2 separate regions of the Homo sapiens genome follow, and region 2 is linked to region 1. A link is a loop called in an ENCODE intact Hi-C map of the cell type or tissue named here. Cell type or tissue: GM12878. All regions are shown on one strand. Each heading gives the region's core, and the rest is flanking DNA. Links, peaks and the distances in the headings are about the cores only. Region 1 overlaps KIF16B (kinesin family member 16B). Region 2 overlaps KIF16B (kinesin family member 16B).

Region 1 (11,458 bases), core at 1,494-9,493:
GGTACAATTAGGTCCTTACAGTTTTAGATTGGCTTGCAAAACAGTGTGCCAGGCAGGTGTTCCTGTGTAATTAGCTAGCTGTTCTTGTCCCAGTGGCTGTCCTGGTGTGACTCATGTCTTGTGATAGTTCCCGTGATCAGGCAGATCAAGCATGCGAGCCCTCTCTTCATGGCCTTCCCCAGCTCCGCTTGCCAGGGTTTGACACAAGTTACTGTCTTTGGAATCTTACAACTTTCGCAGAAGCGTGAAGGGAATCTGATGGCTGGCTTCAAATGTGGTGGAGGCTGGGTGCCACTGAATGTAGGTGGTCTTTAGGAACTGAGAGCAGCCCCTTGCTGAGAGTCAGCAAGGGAACCTCAGGCAGGACCCCAGTCCTGTGATTACAGAATGCCGTATTTGGCCAACAACCTGAAGGAGTTTGGAAGTGGTTCTTCCCCAGGGCTTCCAGATAGGAGCCCAGCCTTTTTAACACCTTCGTTTCAACCCATGAGACCATAAGCAGAGGCTACCTGCACTGTGGCAGGACTTCTGACCCACAGAACCATGAGCTAATGAATAGGTGTTGCTTCCAGCCACAACGTTTGTGGTAATTTGTTGTGCAGCTGTAGAAAACTGATATAGGCCCTCAGGTCACACCCACCTTGCCACCTGTTTTCATACTGTCTGTGAGCATGGCCTGAATTTGCTAGACCTGTGATCCATGGAGACCTGGCGGGCTCACTGCCTGTTTTCCTGGCACTCAGCTGGCAGCCACGGCTCGCTGCTCCCCAGGGCCTGTGCTGGTCACCGCCTACACACTGGGGACTTGTTGGCAACTGCCAGTCACCAAGCAGTAGAGTCTCAGTCTGGGAAGTTGTCTTGCCTCTGGTCAGCTGCCCCAGTTGAGATTGCCAGGCTCTGTGCAAAGAGGGAGGCACACTAGGATTGGCACCACCAGGCAGAGCGTGAAACTGACCATGACAGTGGCCTGCCCAGCACTGGGTGCAAAATGCGCCTTCCACCCTGGGTAGCCCACCCCAGGAAAACAGGATGGGGTGGAGCCGGAATTTTCTCTCTTATTACATAAACACCTACATAATATCCTTAATTTCGCCTCTTTGCCTACAAAGCCCAAAGTATACCATCCATCCTTTTATAGAAAAAGCTTGCCCTGCCCTGAGTTAGACTGACAGAGGCTGGGAAAAGGTATGCAAGTGTCGGCACACCAAACTTGCTGCAATGAACACAATGAAAGTCTCACACTGGAGGTTCCAATGACGTTTTATGGTGGTTTCAAGTACCTTCGGGCAAGTGGTAGACTTCAGTAGAAGTTGGGGATTAACATTTGGAGACTCGTGAAAGTCCTCTGGCATCATAAGCATCATTTGACCAACGATTGTGTATGGCAGCTGGAAGAGACTTCCTGAAGGCCTGGCAGGACTTCACCATAGAGAAGAGATACCACCACCAGCGCACAGTGCCACCACCCAACTGTGTAGGGCCCCCAGCATGGGGACTGGCAGAGCCCAGGTCCAGGAGCAGTCCTGTTCCCAGGAGTCTGTCCTATCTGCTGAATGCTCTGTGCCTGTGGGCCTGGTCTAGTCACGCTAGACAATTGGTGATGCCCCAAAGCCCTGCCTCCCAGCTGCTAGGCTTGGTACCTGCTTCCTGCTCTGCCCAGAACAGGCTTCCTCCAGTATCTTTCTCCAATGTCTTCACCTGCTTGATTCTCATCACCCTATGGGTCTTGGCATAAAAGTAACCAATTCCCAGGACTAGGCATACAGCCTTTCCTTTCCCCTGGGGTCCCAAGTCACCTCATTGCAGTTCTCTCATAGTCATATTTTAATTGTAATTACTCCTTTACCTATTTGTCTCCCAGGCAGGCAGGACTGTGTTACTTGGCACAAGAACTGAGTAGTATTAGCTGTTGAATGCCCAGCACCGTCAGGCGCGATGGCTCATGCCTGTAATCCCAGCACTTTGGGAGGCTGAGGCGGGCATATCAGCTGAGGTCAGGGGTTCGAGGCCAGCCTGACCAGCATGGTGAAACCCCATCTCTACTAAAAAATACAAAAATTAGCCAGGCATGGTGGCACATGCCTTTAGTCCCAGCTACTCAGGAGGCCGAGGCAGGAGGATTGCTTGAACCTGGGAGGCGGAGGTTGCAGTGAGCTGAGATCATGCCACTGCACTCCAGCCTGAGTGACAGAGTGAGACTCTGTCTCAAAAAAAAAAAAAAAAAGAAACAGAAAAAGAAAAAAAAGAATGCCCAGCACCTAGCCCAACACTGGTGTGTAGAAAGCTTTCAGTAAGTACTTATTGGGTGCATGAATGAAGTCTGAAGAGAAGGGAGTCAGTACACAGCACACCTTGAACCAGTCCTTGGAAGATGAGAAGGATCTAGATGATGGGAGCAAAGCACCCATGGGAACAAGGAGAGACTCTGAGCAGTGGAGGATGGTGCCAGCCAGCATGCACCTGTGAGGGGAGGAGGGGAGGCACCGTGTCTGTTTCATTCAGCTCAATACCCAGGCCTGGCTTACTGCTTCTTGGAGAACACGTGTGCAGTGACTGCGCTGGATGGATGAGTTACCCAAACCAAGCTGTCCTGATTTCCTTGGAGTGTGGAGCACATTTGGGAGCATGTTGGAAAGGGAACCCAGCCTATTTGACCCAGTGTAGCCAAACTTTAGGATTCCTAAAAAGCCAACAAGAGGTATTTAGACTTGAATTTATGGGAGTTTAGAATTGGGAAGACTTGACTGGATGGATCATATTGACCACACTGGGTCGATGCGTGATACATAGCCAGGGGTGACCTGAACTCTTTCAGGTCTAGAAACATCCCTGAGTAGCTCCATTCAGGCCTGATCCATCTTCAGGGCCCATCAGTGGATGATGCATTTTCCAAGTACTGCGAGTTAAATGAGACCTCTAAGTCTTACTAGACTGATACTTGTCTTTAAGCCGCCACCGTGGTTAATGACTTCTGAGAATGAGGAATGCCACTGAACTCCTTTCTCTGTTAATATGTCACTATGGAAAGGTGGATAAAGTTCCATTATATTTTTAAAGAACATTTCAATTTTAGTAATTTCAGTAACTTTAAATTAAATTATAGATTTATGTTAAAATTTTGTAAAATAAAGAGGACCTCACAACAATGAGATGGCCGGAAAAATCATTAGAATGATATGGATGAGGTGATATATTGCACATGAAATAAGCAGTAGGCTGCAGTTATAGTCATGAGCCCTATTAAAACAGAAACTTTTTAATAACATAAAATGGTCACAATTTTATCTCCCTGATAATTAAAATAGAAGGCAGAGAGCCAGCAGATAAGGAGGCTTAGGTCTTTCAAAGGCATCTGAAGGCCCAAATTCTCATGCTTGCATTTTCTGCGCACACACACACACACACACACACACACGTGCGCGCGCAGCAGTTGACTGAAATTCAGGGAAAATTCTGGGAGGCTGCATGTGCATAGTATGGACAGCCCCAAAGAAAGGCCATGTTACATTTCAGGCTTACGGGCTTGAACCTTCGGGATTAAATTAGGCAATAATGGCTTTCTCCTACATTTGAAGAGCTGGTCACTTTGTCAGCCTCTTATGACCTGTTGACCTTAGCCAAGTCACTGCCCCTTGGAATCTCAGTTACTTCCTCTGTAAACAAAGGACATCCATTCTTGTCCCTCTCCTAAGGGTGTCTTAGGGGCTCACATAAGCTCATGAACCGGAAACTTTGTACGAAGTACCTGCAGGCTGAATCCATATTCAAGGCCCTCTGCATTCTGCTTCACATCCTGCTGTTTCCCACCCAGATCCTTGCACAGGCTGGCCTTGGCCTTGCTCTCTTGCTCAGACTGTTAGCTGAACTTGGACACCACCCCTCCTTCCCTCCATCCCCTGGTCTAAAATTGTCCTTTCTTTCAAGGTCACAGACCTAAAAGGGAATGGGTGTAAGAGAGGGGGGAAGCCACACCATGCAGCTCCTTGTTGACTTCACAGGTTTTTGCCAGGATGGACTATGAAATCCATGGTTAGTTCCTGTGAGCAAACCAGCATTTCACCCAAAAGATTTACAGTTCAAAAGAAAAACCCAAAAGAAGCTGCCTAAAGGCCAGATTTTGCCCACATTTTTCCAGTAACTCCAAAGCATGTTTCCTTTCAGGCAGAGCTCAGACTGAAATTGTATTGTAGGTCACACATGAATCATAGTAATATAATGACCTTCAAGAATGTCTAAATGGAATAGCATGTAGCAGCAAATTATATTTTCAATTTTTTTTCCTGATGCATAAACTAATTGAGGTGCCATGCTAAAGCTCTAATATAATGGACTAAATTCTTGCTGAATTACTCTGTATTGCTGTAGGGAGTTCATTTTGCCTTTCACAACTTATTAACACAGCCAGTAGACCATATTAGCCTGTGTTTTGGTTCAAAAGATTGATAGTGTTTAGTAGTTGTCTTTTGAAATGGCATTGGAAATTTAAAGATTGGGCTATGTGTAGATCAGGGTCTGGGGCAGGAGCCTTCCAGCTTCAGGCCTAGCTGTGGATGGACCACCGGGATACTCTGACCTATCTGAAATGTGATTCTCCAGAGCCTCCTAGGATCGACCTTTTCCTAAGAGAAGAGCGTGATAGGCAGATACCTCCATCTTAGCATAGACTAGCCCTGGAGGAGCTTGATTGTGTTCTACAAGGAAGGTTTCTTCTGATTCCTGACCCTTGTCTGCCCCCTGCCAGCGCTGTGAGATTATTGTTAGTTAACTTGATGGTAAACAGTAGAAAATGACTGTCACCACAGTAAACAGATGGAATCATTCGCTCCTAGCCTTGGGAATGGACAGAGACCAAAGGCTCTCCTGAAACTGCCCAGCTTTCCTGAATTTCTCAAACTCTTGAAAATGCTCCATAACAGCAGCTACACAATCTGGAAGAGGTGTCCCCCAAAGGACCCTTGGTTCCAGGAGACTCCAAGCGCTAGTAGCTTGATTAGCTCTTTGGCTGTAAGGTGTCCACCCAGAATATCATGGGAAAAGCTTATCTGTCCTATGCCTTAAGTCAACCAGTTAACCAATTCCCAGAGAGGGGAAAGGTGTTTCTTCAGAAGGGGATTGGGCTGCTGTTTGGGAAGGGAAATGGGTACAGGGCAGTCAGAGAATGGCCAGTGCCCACCAAGGCACTGTAAGGGAGATACCGAAGCATTCCCTGAGCTGCCTTGGCTCCCTGTAGAAGAGCGTGAGCCTTGCAGAGAAACAGGACCTTCCCCGTGTTTGTAAAGAACTTTTAACTCTGAAGAACCAGTGCCTGCTGGTCCCCACGAAAGCACCATCAGGCCTAGGAAAGGCAGTGCATCTGACCCAAGCAGCTAAGATGCCCGGTGTAGACAGACTTGCCCGGTGAGAGACCGTGTGGCTCAGCAGAGGGGACCTGACTGAGAAGCAGGGGATGGCGGGTGCTGTGGGTAGCAGGCAGGAGCCTGAGTCTAGGGTGTCTCTCATATCACCACATCCCCCCTTCTTCTGCTCGTGTCTTCTGGCCTCCACTTTAAAAGCTCATAGTCCTGTACAGGATTTTGTGTTTGTTTGTTTTGGGGAGATTTTAAACATCATGTGCCAGGGTCACACTTTCTTTGGAACAGACCCATGGGGGTCCATGTCTCCCAGTTACCTGTAACCCCTGCTCACTGCCCCTGAGCAACAAAATATGCCCAAAACCTATAGAAGAAAGGCAATTCATGAAATCGAGGTACTCTATGTCAGCACTGAAATATACCGTAAAGATTAGCCATCTAAATTTGATTTTCTGAAAGTATTGATAAGAAAACACCTACATCAGTATTGGTCCAAGTCACAAAAAGTAAATAACCTAGATAGATATCTGATATATTTCTTATTATTCTTAAATTCTTTTTGCCAGCTTGGTAAACAAATAAATCATGGGTACCCGTCTCCAACGTTGTTGTGCTGGTTTGGTTTCCTTTTCATTTCCACCTCTTTTGTCTTCCCCTCCATCCCAGCCCTGTTTCTCTTGTCCTCCCCTAGACAGCCCCCTCTGTCTCTCTGTGGCCCCCTGTCTCTCTCGGCCTCTTCTCTTTCCCATGATCACTCACTGTCAGACAGACCCTCTCCTAGGCCCCCTTTGGCTCCGCCATCCCATCTTATTTCTGGTTTGCAATCGTATTGAAAGAAGATTTGGTTTAATCTGACTTTCCTCCTCCAACTATCCAAGTCAGGGCCATAATGTTGTGCAACCCTAGGAGGTGCTTTTGCTGTTCTCAGTGGCCCTGACACAGGACATTTGACAAAGCAAAGACTCAGGTGTGTCACTGTCCACCAGGTGAACAAGAGCTGCAGGCCTTCTGTGGTCCCTGACGTGCTAGAGATTTAAATACGCCTGCTTTTATTTCTTTTTATAATGGAGAAAATGTCCTGTGAAAGTCAGAAACAGATTGGATATTGGATTTCACAAATCTTTTTCCCACTTTGCCCTTCTGACCTGGATAAGTCACTTAAACTCCTAATATCCTTCAGTTTTCGCAATGCTCTTTTATAAAGCGTGCTGACCTGGGGAGATGCAGCTTGACACCTGGACTGATTTTTCACATCCTGGGAGGGCTACGGTGACTTTGGGGTCAACAACAAGGGATAGCTTTGACAGGGGGATTTTAATTTTCTCCCTTCAGCCACAGATGCTGTGGAAAACATTGTGAGCACAGGCAATAAAAATTACTAATATGAATGTGTGTTGTTAGGTAAGTATGTATATTTTAAATATTTTATATATATATATATATATAATATGTACATAAAATAGCAGAGTTCAAGTACATTGGCTAAGCTTAGATTTGAGTGTAAATCTCTACAGGAAACTTCTTTATTGGAAGGATAGTGATAAACTTGACTCATCAGACACCAGTAATATTGGGAAGTAGATTTCATTAGTGAAGAAGAGTTCAGACTAAAGGACCAAAGCGGTGACCAACGCTTATCCCTGTGTTAAAGCCAATCGGTGGTTTTGTTCAGATGTGAAGTACTGCACAGTGCTGGTACTCAACAGACCACAGCTATGCGCACAGCATGGCCGCATCTCACAGACACGGCATTAAGCCATGGAAGCCAGACACAAAAGAGTATATCCCAAATGATTCCGCTCATATGAAGTTCAAAAACTGGCAATTCGAATCTCTGGTGCTAGAAATCAGAATAGCGATTGCCCTTGAGGGAAGGTTTGTACCGGAGGAGGGAGTACGAGGAGGGCTGCCTGGGGGCTGGAAGTGTTGTATAATTCATATCTAGATGCTGATGGCATAGATATATTAACTTTGTGAAACTGTATTCAACTGTACACTTGTGTGTGGTTTTCTGTGCATATACTTTAATTCAAAAAAAGATAACTAATTAAAATCAGCAAGGTTTCCTCTCAGCACGTTTCCTAAGCTTGGCAGTGTTCCAGGGATGATAGGGGGCTTCAGAGAAGAATGAGACACTGTCTGTGACCTTAAGAACTTTCTAGAATTCTAGTTCTGTCTTGTGTCCCCAGCTGTAGCCCCAGTCCCTTGTTTTTTTTTCATTTGCCAGAATTTGTTCAGCCCATTTGAAGCATGTGGCTCTGGACATGGCCAACAAAGGTCATGCCTCATCTTAACAGACTTTAGAGCACTTTGAGGTCGCTGCAAAGAACGCTTCCTAATCAAATCATTTCTTTGCGCCAAGGAAGCAGGCTATGTAAAGGAGGCGAAAGCTGCCTAATTCTCCTTAAGCAGAAATTTGTTTTGCGAAGAGAAAACTCTTCTGTAATGTTTAGAATTAGTCAAATCAGATCATTCTATCTGGAGTTTTTGTCAAACAACACTAATGAGTTTATTTAAAGAAAAAGACATTACCTGACAGTTGTATTGTTCTCTTCTTATGGTGGTGCTCTTGAAGGGAGGTGTCTCAAATACTTCCTCTTTTCCTTTCATTTATATTTTTAACTTTTACTTCTCTTCTTATTATACCCTTTAGGCTTTATTGGCCCTTTATAGGGACCCTACTTTGTGTACTAATTATGACAAATGCTGATATAACATCTGCTCCCAGATTTAAATTGCCTTCCAGTCTGTCAGAGTTCATCTTGAAGTCAGCTTTGCTGTAAACATCAGCCTGCCTGTTAATGCAGCCTGTGGGAGACCTGAAGCCGGAGCCCACAGGAGCTACCTGAGATGAGGCCTGTGCAGCGAGCCTTGCTCTATCATGCATTAAACTGTGAAAGAGCAGTGGCTCCATGCACAAGTCAGCAAGCTCTGCATCTCCCGTTTTCCAAATCATCTCACCCTTGATCTTCCCAGAACAATCAGTTGTGCACATGCATTGCACCGCGAGCATTGGCTGGTTGAGTGTAGTCTACGATATATACTGGTGACCCTGTTTGATGCAATTCAAGTCCCTTTAAAGTTGATATTCTCAGGGTCCCTTCCCGCAGAAAAGTGGAAGTCAGGTCTCTCTTTGCCCCTCTGATAAAAATAATTACTAAGATTAAGATCTTCACTTTTCAGCAGTTGATTTTCATAACTTCTTACCAATACCTAATTTCAATTTCAGGATCGTTTCTTGAGAGGGTACCATGAGACCAGTAAGTTAGGGATATGGAACAAGAAAAAACATCTTGAGTTGAGAATACTTGCTTTCAAGTCTTCTCTCTAGATTACTAGCCTTGCTCACCTCTCCTGGCAATAGCTTCCTTACCAGGAAATGGGTAATACCAGAAGAAGATGTGATTCCAGGCCAAGTGTAAGGATAACATAAAGTTAGGTGCCTTAGGAAACTTTTGAAGGGGATGCAAATATTTATCTTGATTTAATGGTGGTTTCACATGGGTCAGCACTCATGAAGTTATACATTTAAAGAATGTACAGTTTATCTGGCCGGGCGCAGTGGCTCACACCTGTAATCCCAATACTTTGGGAGGCCAAGGGGGGTGGATCATTTGAGGTCAGGCATTTGAGACCAGCCTGGCCAACATGGTGAAACCCCGTCTCTACTAAAAATACAAAAAAATTAGCTGGGCATGGTGGCACATGCCTGTAGTCCCAGCTACTCAGGAGGCTGAGGCAGGAGAATTGCTTGAACCCAGGAGACAGAGGTTGTGGTGAGCTGAGATCGCGCCACTGCACTGCAGCCTGGGAGACAGAGCAAGACTCCGTCTCAAAAAAAAAAAAAAAAGTACAATTTATCATGCACCAGTTTTACTTCCATTAAGTGTAAAACATTGGATGTTAGAAGATTTTTAGAAACTAAGTTATTTTACAAGTGTTGTTGTTAGTAGTCCTCATTAATATTTTGAAGGAGAATTAACAAATTCTCGTTGAGTAGAATGTCTTCTTTCAGAAGGAAATTTCAGGTTGGCAATTCATAGAGGTAGCTAAATTCTACTTTCTCTTCTCAACTGTGGCATCGTCGACATTTGGGCCAGATAATTCTTTGTCCTGTGCTTTGGCATCCCTGGCCAGCATCCACCAGGTGCACTGCCTGTGCACCCCTATGTGACACTCAAAACTGCCACCAAACACTGCTGAACACTCTATGGGGCAGAACTGCCTCTTGTTGGGAACTACTGCTCCAGGCTTAGGCCATGTTGCTTTCACAAATTTTTTGTTGTTACTCAGAGTCCAGAATTATTATGTGTAATTCCTAAGACTGTGCCAGGGTTGTTTGGGTTTTTTAAGCACACTGAGACAATAATAAAGGTTTGGGTCTAACCCCTTCCCTCCAGCCCATTTTCTGTTACAGATGAGATTTGCCTGGCCTAAAATATATTAACTATTCTTGTGTGCCCTCTTTTCCTTGAACACATCCCTCCAGCTCCCACATCTGATTTTATCCCCAGTTCCCAGAGCCTAGTCTCACATATGCTTTGCTTTCTCAGTGCCAAAAACGGCAGATAATGTTGCAACAAACATGCAGCAGGGGTCTGGAGCAAGTAATTGTAGTAAGGATTCCTTTTTGTTGATGATTATAGGACATGCAAAAAGATCTGTAAATATCAGTACTTGGAACTGACCCTCTTGTCCTCAGTATTGCTTTCCCTTTATTTTATAAGAAGGATTCAAAACAGATACTGACTGTGCAATTTTAAAATACCAGTAAGCAGCACATTTAACCTTGTACAGATGGCCGGCCTTTTTTTTTTGTTTTTTTTTTTTAATCATCTTTCTATTTAATGAGTAACTGGGAGCGGGGAGGAAATGACTTTTTTAAATAAGAGATTAACTAGTGACACTGTGGCTGAGAGGCAGATCCCCTGTGCCTGGCACCCTTGACATTTTCCTAGGCATTGTCTGCTGTAGATCTGAGACAGTGCTGCCCAGAATCAGTGCTGAGCCAAAGATATTTCTTCTGTGCATATGTATTTTGTGACTCCGTCTTCTCTGGTTGGTCTGATGATAGGTGGGACAGTGGAGGGCATTCCTCACGTGCTGGTTTTAATGACAATGATAGCACTTTCCAGGTGGGTGGGAAGTTGTTTCTGGAAATTTTTTCTCTTCTTGACACCATCCAACAGTACCTTGACCGTATTCTGATTGATTGATTGATTGATTGATTGATTGATTGATTGAGACAGGGTCTTGCTTTATCACCCAGGCAGGAGTGCAGTGGCACCATCACAGCTCACTGCAGCCTCTACCTCCTGGGCTCAAGTGATCCTCCTGCCTCAGTGCACCACCCTGTCCAGCTAATTTCTTTATTTTTTGTAGAGATGAGGTTTCTCCATGTTGCCTGGACTGGTCTCAAACTCCTGAGCTCAAGCGATCCCACCCGCCTTGACCTCCCAATTGACCATGTTCTTAACTCTTGTCTCTTCCACAGAAATACCTCAGGGACTTTTTCAGCGTGATGCTCCAGTCCGCAACATCTCCCCTCCACATCAACAAAGTGGGACTGACTCTCTCGAAACATACCATTTGTGAGTTTTCACCATTCTTCAAGAAAGGAGTCTTTGACTACAGCAGCCACGGGACGGGGTAGAGCCAGGGGTGATGGAGGAACCACCACAGCAGTGCCTTCTCGTCGAAGCGGGCTCCGATGCAGGGCAGCTCCCCCATGCGAGGATCCGGGTCTGCCTCCTCCTGCTGAAGACAGACATGCAGCAGCGGGCCCGGGCCACCTCACGTTTCCATACCTAGTGCCTGAGTTTGGGGATGGGATGCTCTGCCTGCTGATGTGGCCCTGACAGGCAGCCGTTACCGTTCCATTGCGGTTGAACGTGGCCTTTTCCCACAGTGCTTCCTTCTCACTGCGCAGCAAAGTTCGTCCCCTGTGGCAAGATAGATGTGGTTGGGCCATCGTGGGTTCCCTGAGCCCAGCCAGCCTGGGACCTCCCAAAGTGGGTGGCTTACCAGACCACCCTTAAATGACTTTCATCTGGTTTCCTCTTTCACCAAAATATACTCGTATTTTTTATATTTCTTCCATGTGGCTG
Region 2 (11,458 bases), core at 1,184-9,183, 160 kb before region 1:
AACGTGTGGGAAACCATTGTAGTGTTTTATGCATGGTCTCTTGATATTTTGAAAAGGTGGCTCTGGCTGCCATATGGAGAGTAGATGGTAGGGTGGCAAGAGAAGCAAAAAGACCGATTGGGGGATATCAGAGATTCAGGCAGGCTGTGAAGGTTACTGGGACCAGGGCAGTAGCAGTGGAGATGGAAAGTTGTGGATGATTCTGACCATATCATGCGGGTAGAGCTCTGTGAAGTCTGAAGCACAGAGAGGATTCAAAGGTGATTTCTAGGCTGACCCACTTGATTCTTTTTCCCAAGCTGTGGATTGTGAACTCTGCCTTCCCACCTGAACCTCCTCCTTCCTGGAGCTTAGTTCTGACAGAGGCTGATCCCCAGTGGATTTCCATTTGTTAACGTTCACAGACCGCTCCTTCCCTTCTCTTTTTTGTTTTTGTTTTGTTTTATTTTTGTTTGTTTTTAAATCTGATTGTGATTCATAGAACATAATTAATAGAGCCCTTACCTGAAGGATTACATATTACTAATCAACTTTGCAGGGATGTAGAACATGTTACTGGCCTACCAGTATTGTTTTTATTCACGTCGTCACTCTCTGGGAACAGAGCAAAAATAAAAAAGTCATTTCCTGGAGGAGAATGAAGGAGATTCTTAACATCTTTTCATCATAGCTTGCTTGGGTTTTATGGACCAAAGGAGGAGAAAGGCAGGATGGTGGTTGAGGCAGTTGACAGAGCTTCACTGACTTCCTAGTAATCTTGGTGACTGTTTCTCCTTTGTTAGATGGACATGATTCTTCCTATGTGGAAAATAGAATACAATAGGCCCCCGCTTGTCTGCAGAGGAGATACTCTAAGCCCTCCAGTGGTTGCCTGAAATTGCAAACAATATGAACCCTATATACACTGTTTTTCCCTATATGTATATACCTATGCTAAATTTTAATTTATAAATTAGACACAGTAAGAGATGAACAATAACTAATAATAGAGCAATGATAACATTATACTGTAATAAAAGTTGTATTAATAGTCTCTCTCAAAATAGCTTACTGCACTGTAGTCACCTATTTTTGGACCACAGTTGACATTGGGTAACTGAAACCGGGGAAAGCAAAACTTCAGATACAGGGGGGCCTACTGTATGAGAAACAGTAGCTTCTGGATGAACGCCAGCTTGTTGCTTACTTTCAGGGTTTCAGAGCTAATTGGTTTTTGTTGATAATGACTTTTTCTTTTTTTTTGAGACGGAGTCTTGCTTTGTCACCCAGGCTGGAATGCAGTGGCACAATCTTGGCTCACTGCAACGTCCTCCTCCCAGGTTCAAGCGATTCTCCTGCCTCAGCCTCTCAAGTAGCTAGGACTACAGGTGCACGCCACCACACCTGTTTTTTTTTTTTTATTATTTTTTTTTATTTTTAGTAGAGATGGGGTTTCACCCTGTTTTCCAGGCTAGCCTTGAACTCCTGACCTCAAGTGATCCGCCCATCTCAGCCTCCCAAAGTACTGGGATTACAGGCATGAGCCACCACGCCCAGCTGATAACGACTTTTAGCATTTGTACATTATTAAAAACATGTAAGTTACTAGACACCACTTGCTCGTCAAATTCATGAGTGATTCTTCACACATGAATAATACCTCCTTACTGAGTTCCCTGGAAAGTATTACAAGGAAACATAAGTATATTTTTTGCCTAGCAATAAAAATCTTTTGGCATCTATCAGATTTTCTTGCAGTTCTCCAATTTCCGTATTTCTCATTAAGAGGAGTAAAACACTTGAGGAGAATGTCTTTACTTAATGTCCATCAACCGAAACTGTTAGTCACATAGAATCCACATACCTGTCCCGTGACTCTCAAGGGGTGTCACTTCCATTCTAATCCCATCCCCCTTTTTACTCTGTTCTTATTCACCCTATACATCCTGCCAGATTCATCTGATGAAGTAGCAACCAATTTCTGTTTTCAAAATTGTCAATGCCTTCCCAGTCTCTGAATCAAATAGTGACCCATCTGCTTCGCTTGCCAGACCATTTTTCCAGGTTTACCAGCTAAACTGGATGTCCAGTGGTTCCTTGTGTATGCAGTTGGTCCTCCATATGTGCAGGTTCTGCATCCATGGATTTTACCAACCATAGATTGAAAATATTAGAAAAAAATTGAGAAAATGCTGTACTATTGCTGATATGTATGATATGTTAGACCTATGATGGTTCTGCCTGTACTGAACATGTGCAGACTTTTTTCTTGTCATTATTCCCTGAACAATACAGTATAATAACTATTTACATCACACTTACATTGTATTTGGTATGATAAGTAATCTAAAGATGATTTAAAGTATGCAGAAGCATATGCATAGGTTATATGCAAGTACTACGCCATTTTACGTGAGAGACTTGAGCATTCTTGGATTTGGTATCCTCAGGAGTCCGGGAACCAGTCCTCCATGGATATCAAGGGATGACTGTTTGCCCATGTTTTTAGCCTTTGTATCTTTGCTCAAGAAATCCCCTAAAACCTGGAGTACCGCTGTTTTCATCCTTCCTTTTTGTAGCCTTTTAATGCTATTCTTGTCTTCAATGTTAAAAAACCAGTTGGTGATTCCATCACAGATTTCAAATAAATGAAGAAATAATAGAAAGCATAGCAAACATACAAGCCTGCAGCAGCAATACTGCTGTAAGTCACTAAGAGAAGCATGTGAGAAAAGATCATGAGTGGCTGCTGGGGAAAAGGAAAGATTGTGAAGGGGATATTCCTAAACCTGCACCTGAGAAGCTGAATCAGTGATGATTCCAGAATACCCCCCACTGTACCTTCAAATTGGAGGAACAGAATTGATTTTCCTATTGTTACTGAAGAGTAGTAGTGATGGCCAGTGGTGGTAACTGGAATGAAGTGAGAGCTGAGCTGACTCTCTCTTGTAAGTGAAGGCCTGGGGAAACATTAAGAAGCTCGAGGGCATCCTGCCCCTTCCCTCCCCCTGGGAAGAGGACCCCTTCCCAATCATTAGGGAGCCCAGGAAGAGAGGGCTGGGCCTCAAACAAAGCCTGTGGTGCCTCAGGTGAGACCTCCTAGCCCTCTGTCATTCCATCTGGCTAGAGAAAAGTGGGTGGACTGCAGACTACTCAGTCAACTAGAAACGTCACAGATATGGCCAGGCAAGCATCAAGGAGTTTCCCATCCTATGTTAGGGCACATGGAATATTTGCACAGATACGCCTAAGCATATACGAGATGAAAAAAATGTAGAACAATTATATAAACATAACTATAGCTATGGGTGGCTGCATAGATGGGCAGATGGGCTGGTAGAGAACAAGAAAGAAGAGGAATATAGCACGCAAAAGATAAAAGATCCCAATATAGATGAAATCACACTTCATGGGAGAGAAGGGAATTCCTTACAATTGTTTCATTCGGTAGAACAAATGAATGAGAAACATGAATTCAATAAACAAAGCAAGATGGTAATAAAAAGCAAAGTGAGATGAAAAAAGAAAGATTGTAGAATAAAGAAAGCCTTTGAGGCCCAAAACAACATCATTGCAGGACTAATACATAATTTTAGAAAATATCAAGGAAAAGAATAGACCCCACTGAAAATCAAATTACTAAGAGAATAAAGGCTTGTTAGGCCCATTGAACACAAATGGAATGATCAAGATAGTAAAGCAATCAGAAACTGAAAGAAATAGAAGACAAAGACCAGTGTAATATAAGGACAATTGGTGTTCTTGAAGTAGACGGTCAACAAATGAAATAGAAAATGGAAAATAAAACAAGACAAGCTTTGTGAAATGAAAAATAAGTAGATGAAAGAACTGAGTCTGCAGATCAGAAGAATGTATTGTGTTCCAGGAAAATATAGAGTAGAGGATGTTCAACACTGAGATCTATCCTAATTAAGCCATTGAATTTCAAGATAAAGAAGAAACTCTTTAAACATCCAGACATAAAACCAAATTATCTGCTGTGGACTAAAAGTCAGACTAGCTTAATTTTCTTAGAGTAGCATTCAGCTTTGAAAAGAGTGGAGCCATGTCTTTAACCTTCTGAGGAAAGTAAGTACCATACTGCCCAACATGCACCATGTGGCCCAAAATCGACACAGCTATGATGTCATTCAGATGCCAAGGCAAGAAGCAACGTTCTCAAACCGGTACAGATTCAGGTAATGGTGCTTAAAACTGAAACACTTATGAAAAATGTATATGCACTGTGATTATGTTTCATAACCTCTTGACTTACAAGGATATTTTAGGAAATACCTCTTATATTAATAATAAAGAAACATGGTTGAAATAGTTTCATTCTGTTAAATTTAAATAAAATCACATACAACTTTTTTAAGTTAAAAAGTAGTTTTACTAGAGGATAATTTTATTTTTTTTCAACGTCTTTCTGGCTATCTGACTTCCTCCCCCATCCTCACAGCCACACTGGGCATGTGCTCTAAGCCCTGATTGTCCCCAACCCCCAGCCCCCAGACATCTGCTGTGTTTGTAGTCAGGGTTGCAGAAATTATGTGCACTTTATGATGTGAGTCAACTCTACAAAATTCTACTCGCTAGTGAAATATATAATTCTCTGTAACATAAATTTTCACAAAAAGATCCTGACATTTCATTCTTGTCTGTTCAGAAAAAAAAAGTGCCACTTAGAAATCACTCCCTATAGAACCAAATAATCAGCACTTACTGAGTGACTACTGTGTGCCTGGTGCAGCTATATTCACCTAACATACTCTGTGAAGACACGCAATTCTTATTCCTAAAGAGATCTTAATTTACGTGGGGCAGACACACTGTCAAACTTTTCCCAGTTTTTTCCAAGTACAATCTAGATCCCAGGTAGACTTTCTAAGAGGGGGAAAAAATAGATTTTTGTTGTTGGTAAGTTTTTGTATCATTTTCGGTTATCTATTCAAGAAAGTTGTTGACTTTTGTAAGGCAGAGTGCTGGGCACTAAGGATGTGGTTGTGATTAAAAGAGCTAGACTCCCTGCTTACTCTCATAAACCATTACGGTGGTTACACGGGCCTTGCGCATTGAGCCGAGTCCTCCTGTGGTCTTCTTCCCACGAGATCTGGGCAGCCCTGCCTGCAATCACCAGAGCCACCGGAAGGGGCAGAAGTGAGTCTGTGAGAGTCCCAGCAAAGGGCATGTGTTTTAAATTCAGATGGATTTCACCTGAATAGATGCCTGGAGGTTGAAGAAAAACATATGGAGCATATCATTTGTAAATGTTGTGAACAGGATGCTTAAAATAAACTGATGCTACGTTTTGACAATTTTAGTCAGTTTGTGGGGTTTTTTTTTAATCCAAATAAGCATGGTTGCCAAAATCTTTGTTTCAATGTAAAATATATGCAAGTATACATATTTTACATTGATTTCTTTGGGACCCTGTGTCTGGAGTTGGGGGAGGGTGGCCCACTCTACTATGTTAAGTATTCCATCTTATCCAAGAGGTATTTCATAAATTATGTATAACAGTAGATGCCACTCAATAAATATTTTATACGTGATAGATATTTTTGTCTGAAATTACTTTTTCGCTTGAGCAATGATTTAAACCCTCGTTTCCAGTTTTATGAGGTGACACTTTTATAATATCATGTAGTTGAATGCAGCTTGAATGTCATAGAGCTTTAGGGCAGCATTAATCATAAATTCATCCTTCCCCACTTGCAATCCTGGAAAACTTTCTCTTAATTCAGATTTTACCCATTATATATATGGAAGTGTATGTGAGTGTGTGTGTGTGTGAGTGTGTGTGTCTCTGTGTGTGTGTGTGTGTGTCTACATGCTGGGGATGGGTGGGAACAAGTAAGACTTTTGACCTAATGGCTTTGAAACTATGAATTTCCAATGCCTTTCAAAATCTTATTTCAAGGAAAAACAAAAGTGTTTCTCAATGGTTAAAAAAAGAAAGAATAGTAAACGAAACTGGGATGTAGTCCAAAGCACTTTCTGTAGTTTGAGTGGGAGCTATTAAAGTTTAAAATATTGCATTTTTGGGGGTGGGGGGTTATTGTCTACTTCTGTACAGAAAGAAAATACACATGCCTGTGGACTTACGAGAATGGTCACTTTCCTTTTCATGTGGACCTAGAGGCCTGTAATAATTCATTGCCATGGGGCTACTGACTGTGTGTGCAGTTTGGTCACAGTTCAGAGCTACCAAACCTTCCCATGAGGACATCATTTTATGAAATAGAGCTGTGTGATTAAATTCTCCCCTGTAATATATGTCTTTAAAAAAATCACATCCCATTTCTGCTTTAATTTCATGGTCAGGAGGAAAAAACATGAATTCTGCTAATATCCGAGAGGTAGGAGTAGGGGTTAGCTTATGGAGAGTGCTCAGTTTAGCTGAGATTTGCATATTCCTTGCTATAGTAAATCAATGTTACTGAAGTCTCCGACCTCAAAGCCTGAGGTTCTGAGCCATGGAATGGGAGGTTGGCTGATAAGAGTGGTAATTGAAGAACAATGACACGCTTCATTTCCTTTTCTTGAAACTAAGTTATGCATTGGTCATTTTCTCTGCGTATCTATTTAATGGTTGTTAAATTAAATTGCTTTCTTTCACATTGTGATTTTTATTTTTATTTTTTTAAGCCATCCTTTTTTTGTTGTTGTTGTTACTTCATTTCACCGCCCTCTCGCATGACTTCAGGTCTTCAGTGTGCATTTGAAATGTAAATATCTGCAGAGGCCTGAGGGACTTCTCTCTCTCCACCTCCCTGCCCCAGAAACCTCCCAGGAGTTCCCTTGTCTACAGGGTTTGAGTTTTGCTTTAATGGTCTTACACTAGCTTGAGAAGTTCTGAATCCATCACCTAGCGAATGGTAGACTTCGTAGGTTGTTTTAATACTTAAATGACACAGAGTACATTTATTGGTTCCAGGATTGTAAGGAATCGTATTTATGTTTAGGGCTGTGTTGGGTGTTGGAGTTACAGAGGTGTGTCTTGGTCACTGCGTCTTGACTATAGGAGTCAGGGAGGGAAGGAGATTCTCCAGGAGCATCTCTGACCAGGATCCCCAGTTAGTGGTTGGAACTGGGTTTTCTGTTGCTCGTACAGTCATGGAGCACAATGTCATGCTCTTGTACATGATTTAGTCTGAACCTGGTTCAGCCCAACCTCAAGACTGCAATTTTTACCTTCAACCTTCTGGAATTTGTCTGCTTTCTACTTCAGACTTCCCCAGAAGCTTGACTTTAGAGGTCTTTTGTCTGGGGTCAGATGGGCCTGATGTCAAGATAAGGCCTACCATTCTCTTCCGGAGGGTTGTCTCTGACCTTCCCTCTGCATTCCACTGAACTCTGTGTGTCTACTCACTCATTCATTCCTCTGGCAAATATTAATTGATGAGTGGGACATGAAATTAGGTGCTGGGTTACATTCTAGCCAGAGGACAGGTAATAAACTTGTGCGTGTGTGTGTGTGTGTGTGTGTGTGTATACGTATACATATAAATGGATAGTATATATATATATGTATATATATATATACACACTAATAGCCATTCCCAAGGAGAGAAATCACCATGAGGAACATTGGTGGTTGCTATTTTGTATGGGGTGATGGGGAGAGTGGCTTTTGAGCAGAGACCTGAAGGAAGGAAGGGGCCATGTTATATATGTGTCTAGGGCAATGTTTCTCAAATGTCTGGAGACATTTTTGGTTGTCAGAACCTCAGATGTGTTGCTAGCATCTATTGGGTAGAGGCAAGGGGTGCTACAAAATATCCTACTGTGCATAAGAATAAAGAATTACCTGGTCTGAAGTGACAACTGTGCCGCAGTCCAGAAACCCTACTGTAGGGGAAGAGAAGGATAGCAGTGACAGAGGAAACAGCAACCACAAAAGCAGTAGGAACCGCAGTGAGTGCATCCCTGAGATGGGGCAGGCTGGCAAGTTTGAAGAGCAGCAAGTTGCCTCTATCCCTGGAGAGGAGTGAGCAAAGGGGAGAGCGGCAGAAGATGAGAGTGAGTGAGCATGGGATGAGATCAGGTAGAATTTGGTAGAACATCACAAAGACTTTGGCTTTTGTCTCACTGAAATGGGAGGCTATTTAAAGGACCTGAGCAGAAGAGTGACCTGCCCTGATGGCCTTCTGGCTGCTGAATTGAGTGTATATCACGGGAGACATGAGTGGTGGCCCAGATTATCACAGTAACCCAGGTGAAAGACAATGATGGTTTGGGCCAGAGGCACGTGCTGCGGGTGGCTTGATGTTACCAGATTCTGGGCATATTTTGAAGGTAGAGTTAATACTACATATGTAGAGTTTAGAGAAAGAAAGGGGCAAAGTGTAAGCATGGTATTTAGACCAAACAGGAAAGGTTGGTATTTACTGAGATGGGATAGTCTGCAGGTTTGGGAGGCAGAGAGAATCAAGGTTTTTTTTGTTTGTTTTGTTTTTTGTTTTTTGTTTTTTTTAATGTGTTAAATTTGTGCTGCCTGTTTGACATCTCCATAGCTAAACTGAGTTGGGTTGGTGTACATATATATATATATATACATACACACACACAGTATACTCATATATGCGGTATACATTTGAGTATGGGACTTAAGGGAGACATCTGCCCTGGAGATGCAATTTGAGAGTCATCAGCATCTAGATGGCAGGTCAAGTCAAGAGACAGAAGGAGACCATCAGGAGAGTCAGTGTCGGTAAAGAAGAGTCCCAAAGACAATAACCTTCATAGAGGGAGTTCAAGAGAGAGTAAGAGGGAAGGAATTGAAGAACTGAAAGTATAGGGAACTTTTTGGAGGTAGTTTTCTCTAAAAGGCACAGAGAAATTGGTGGTAGCTATAAGGAGAGGCAAGGCCAAAAGACGTGGTGGGGTTTGGGGATGGGAGGTGAATAGCAGATTCATATTAATGTATAGCAGGGAATGATCCAGTGGATAGGAGAAGTTGATGGCACAGGAGGCAGAGGACCAGGTTCCTCTGGTGCAAGGTAAGTAATGCACAGGAAGGCTTCTTCTCAGGACCATGCACAGTTCAACCATGGTAAGTAGAGAGAAAAGCCATCAACTAAGGCAACATCTTGATATTAAATGGCATAAAGGCTCTGAAGAGTGAGAAAGTTTACTTTGTAGTTTGGATGTTCCTAGAACCTTTCTGAAGGAAGATTTGCTTTGAAGAGGTTATGTATCAGGCAATGAGTTTAATTCGTTTTATATTTCGCTTTTTATAAGTTCCAAGTTCACTTTGCTTATTACCTGCCAGGATTTCAACACGAAGTTTAAGGTCCATTTTTCTTGCAGTTTTTTAGATGAGAAATAAAATATTGCCCATTCTGACAATCTGAAGAACACCTAATTTGAAGTTCTCTTTTCCCAAAGTAACCTTTTCTTTTTCTTTTCCTCTTAATTTCAGGAACAAACTCTAGCCCTCAGGAAAGAAGGGATTGGAGTTGTTTTGGATTCTGAACTGCCTCATTTGATTGGCATCGATGATGACCTTTTGAGTACTGGAATCATCTTATATCATTTAAAGGTAGAAACTGATTAAGTGGAACATTCTAATTTTGTTTCCAGTTTCTCCATTAGACACTAACTAGGTTTATTATAATATTCTATGGTCATGAACACAACTAAATTAAATTAAAGAATATACAACAAATCCTTGAGCCCTTTGGGAATTTTCAGAAGCTCATTGGGATTCTTTGGTATTTAAAGTTCCCTTGTTATCTAAAGTTAAATGATGAGCCATTGATTTGCCCTCTATTCTGTAGGATTAGTAAGAGGGAGGTAAGGAACAAAAAGGCACACAGACTGAAGGAGAAAAGTTGTAAACAGCTGGGGGGATTTTGTTGTATGTACAGTTTCCTGGTCCCTGGTGGCAATTATAAAATTGTGCTTCTCACCTGCATTATTGGGCTTGGTTCCAAGCAGACAGTTCATCTTGGGAGTACAGAATTCCACATCAGTATTAATGGATGCCCCTGTAACCTTGACTTTAGTGCCCTCTCTCTGACCCATAACTTAACAATGAGAATGCTACTGCATTTGTGTTTTGCAGACTTACATAAACTATATCTTTAGACACAAAGAATCTCTTGGCCACTGGAGAACCTCCCCAGAAAGGATCAGGAACATCAGTGATATTCCTGTCATGAGCAAAGTATTTAACGCTGTCAAAGCAGGGCCTCACCATTGCTGTACATTAAACCTTTCCAGACAACTGGGGCTTTTTTACAGAGCCTTGGGGAGCTCTCGATGCATTGAAGCTGTGGCCTGCCAGGATGTTGTTCATCCCATTGGCCACTATGTTGTTTGGGCTTCAATGAAAAATGAAGAAACAAGCTATTCCTTCTCTTCTTACTAATACATTTTGCTTGGGTTTTCTTCCCAGGAAGGTCAGACATACGTTGGTAGAGACGATGCTTCCACGGAGCAAGATATTGGTGAGCATATTTATCAGTGATCTGTTCCCAATGATTTTTTAAGGTTGTATTCAAGGAAGAACTTTTTCGAATGACTGACATTGAAGTAATTATAGAAAATTAAATTATTTTTCAAGTACAGTGTTGGTCAGTATGTACGTATATATATGTGTGTATATATATTTTTGTAATTTAGAATACAACTCAAATGAATAATGCAGAACAACTAATTTGGTGAATAAAGTGGGCCAATAAACCCTTTCTCCCACCCTACATTCCATTCCTTGTCAGGTCTTTGAGGAACACAGTTACTTAAATCACTCTACATTGTCTCACAATGGAACAATGATTGATGGAAATATACCAACAGACACAGATAAAAGATGTAGGTCTTTTGAAGGAGAGGGTTGTAGGCACTGTCTTCACAAAGATGACAACAGAAAGTAGGAGAAAACACAGCATACACACATGTGGAAGCATGGCTTTTTAGGTTTCCTGAAAGTCTTCACAAGACACGCAAATAATCAGTGACTTAGCCTACACAGATGAGGTCCTTACAGGCTTTAAGAGCATAACTTAGGCAACTGGTGGTGGTGGTGGTGGGTGTGTATATGTGTGTGGCAAGATAGGGATTGGCAGGGGAAGAATTATATTGTCTCAGCTGCTTTTAGAATTGCTGGCAATGAACCTGCTTGCCAAGTGTAAGCTATTAATGGAGCCAATCCTAGTATGTTCCTACATGTATTAGGTTGGTGCAACAGTAATGGCAAAAACCACAGTTACTTTTGCACCAACCTAATATTTACTATTTATTGTGAGACTGAGAGAGATAAAAACCATTTTCTAGAAGTCCCCAGATTCACCTATGTTTGGGTAGAAGTAGGCATCAGGCCTCTTCTTCTAATTGTTAAATTATGTGTTTGATCTTTGGGGTAGCTATAAATGATGGTAAGAACACACGTTTTCTGTGATCAGAGATCAGTAGTGCAATTTTGTAGAGACAGTGGAAACTAGTTGGCTTGTACTCCCAAGACGCTAGCCAA

Evidence for each region. A loop is a pair of places that touch in the nucleus more often than their neighbours do. Peaks named below come from ENCODE experiments on the same cell type or tissue, not always from the same donor. Only the 100,000 strongest peaks of a DNase experiment are listed, where the experiment ranks them.
Region 2: a loop joins it to region 1, with 2.9 times the contacts of the local background. A loop is called at or near these places in 3 of 110 quality-filtered maps.

What each region holds. Positions count from the first base shown.
Region 1 is chr20:16,272,799-16,284,256 of GRCh38, reverse strand. It overlaps KIF16B (kinesin family member 16B), which reads left to right. Exons shown (of 26, transcript NM_024704.5): 26 at 10,846-11,458. The coding sequence ends at 11,004. Among named protein-coding and RNA genes, the nearest start is that of KIF16B, 290 kb to the left of the region's middle. In GM12878, for the core only: a CTCF peak has its summit at 4,739; no DNase peak of the experiment used is centred there.
Region 2 is chr20:16,427,931-16,439,388 of GRCh38, reverse strand. It overlaps KIF16B (kinesin family member 16B), which reads left to right. Exons shown (of 26, transcript NM_024704.5): 13 at 9,407-9,526; 14 at 10,385-10,436. Among named protein-coding and RNA genes, the nearest start is that of KIF16B, 140 kb to the left of the region's middle. RefSeq lists an enhancer at 1,537-2,736. In GM12878, for the core only: a CTCF peak has its summit at 5,120; a DNase peak (open chromatin) is centred at 5,108.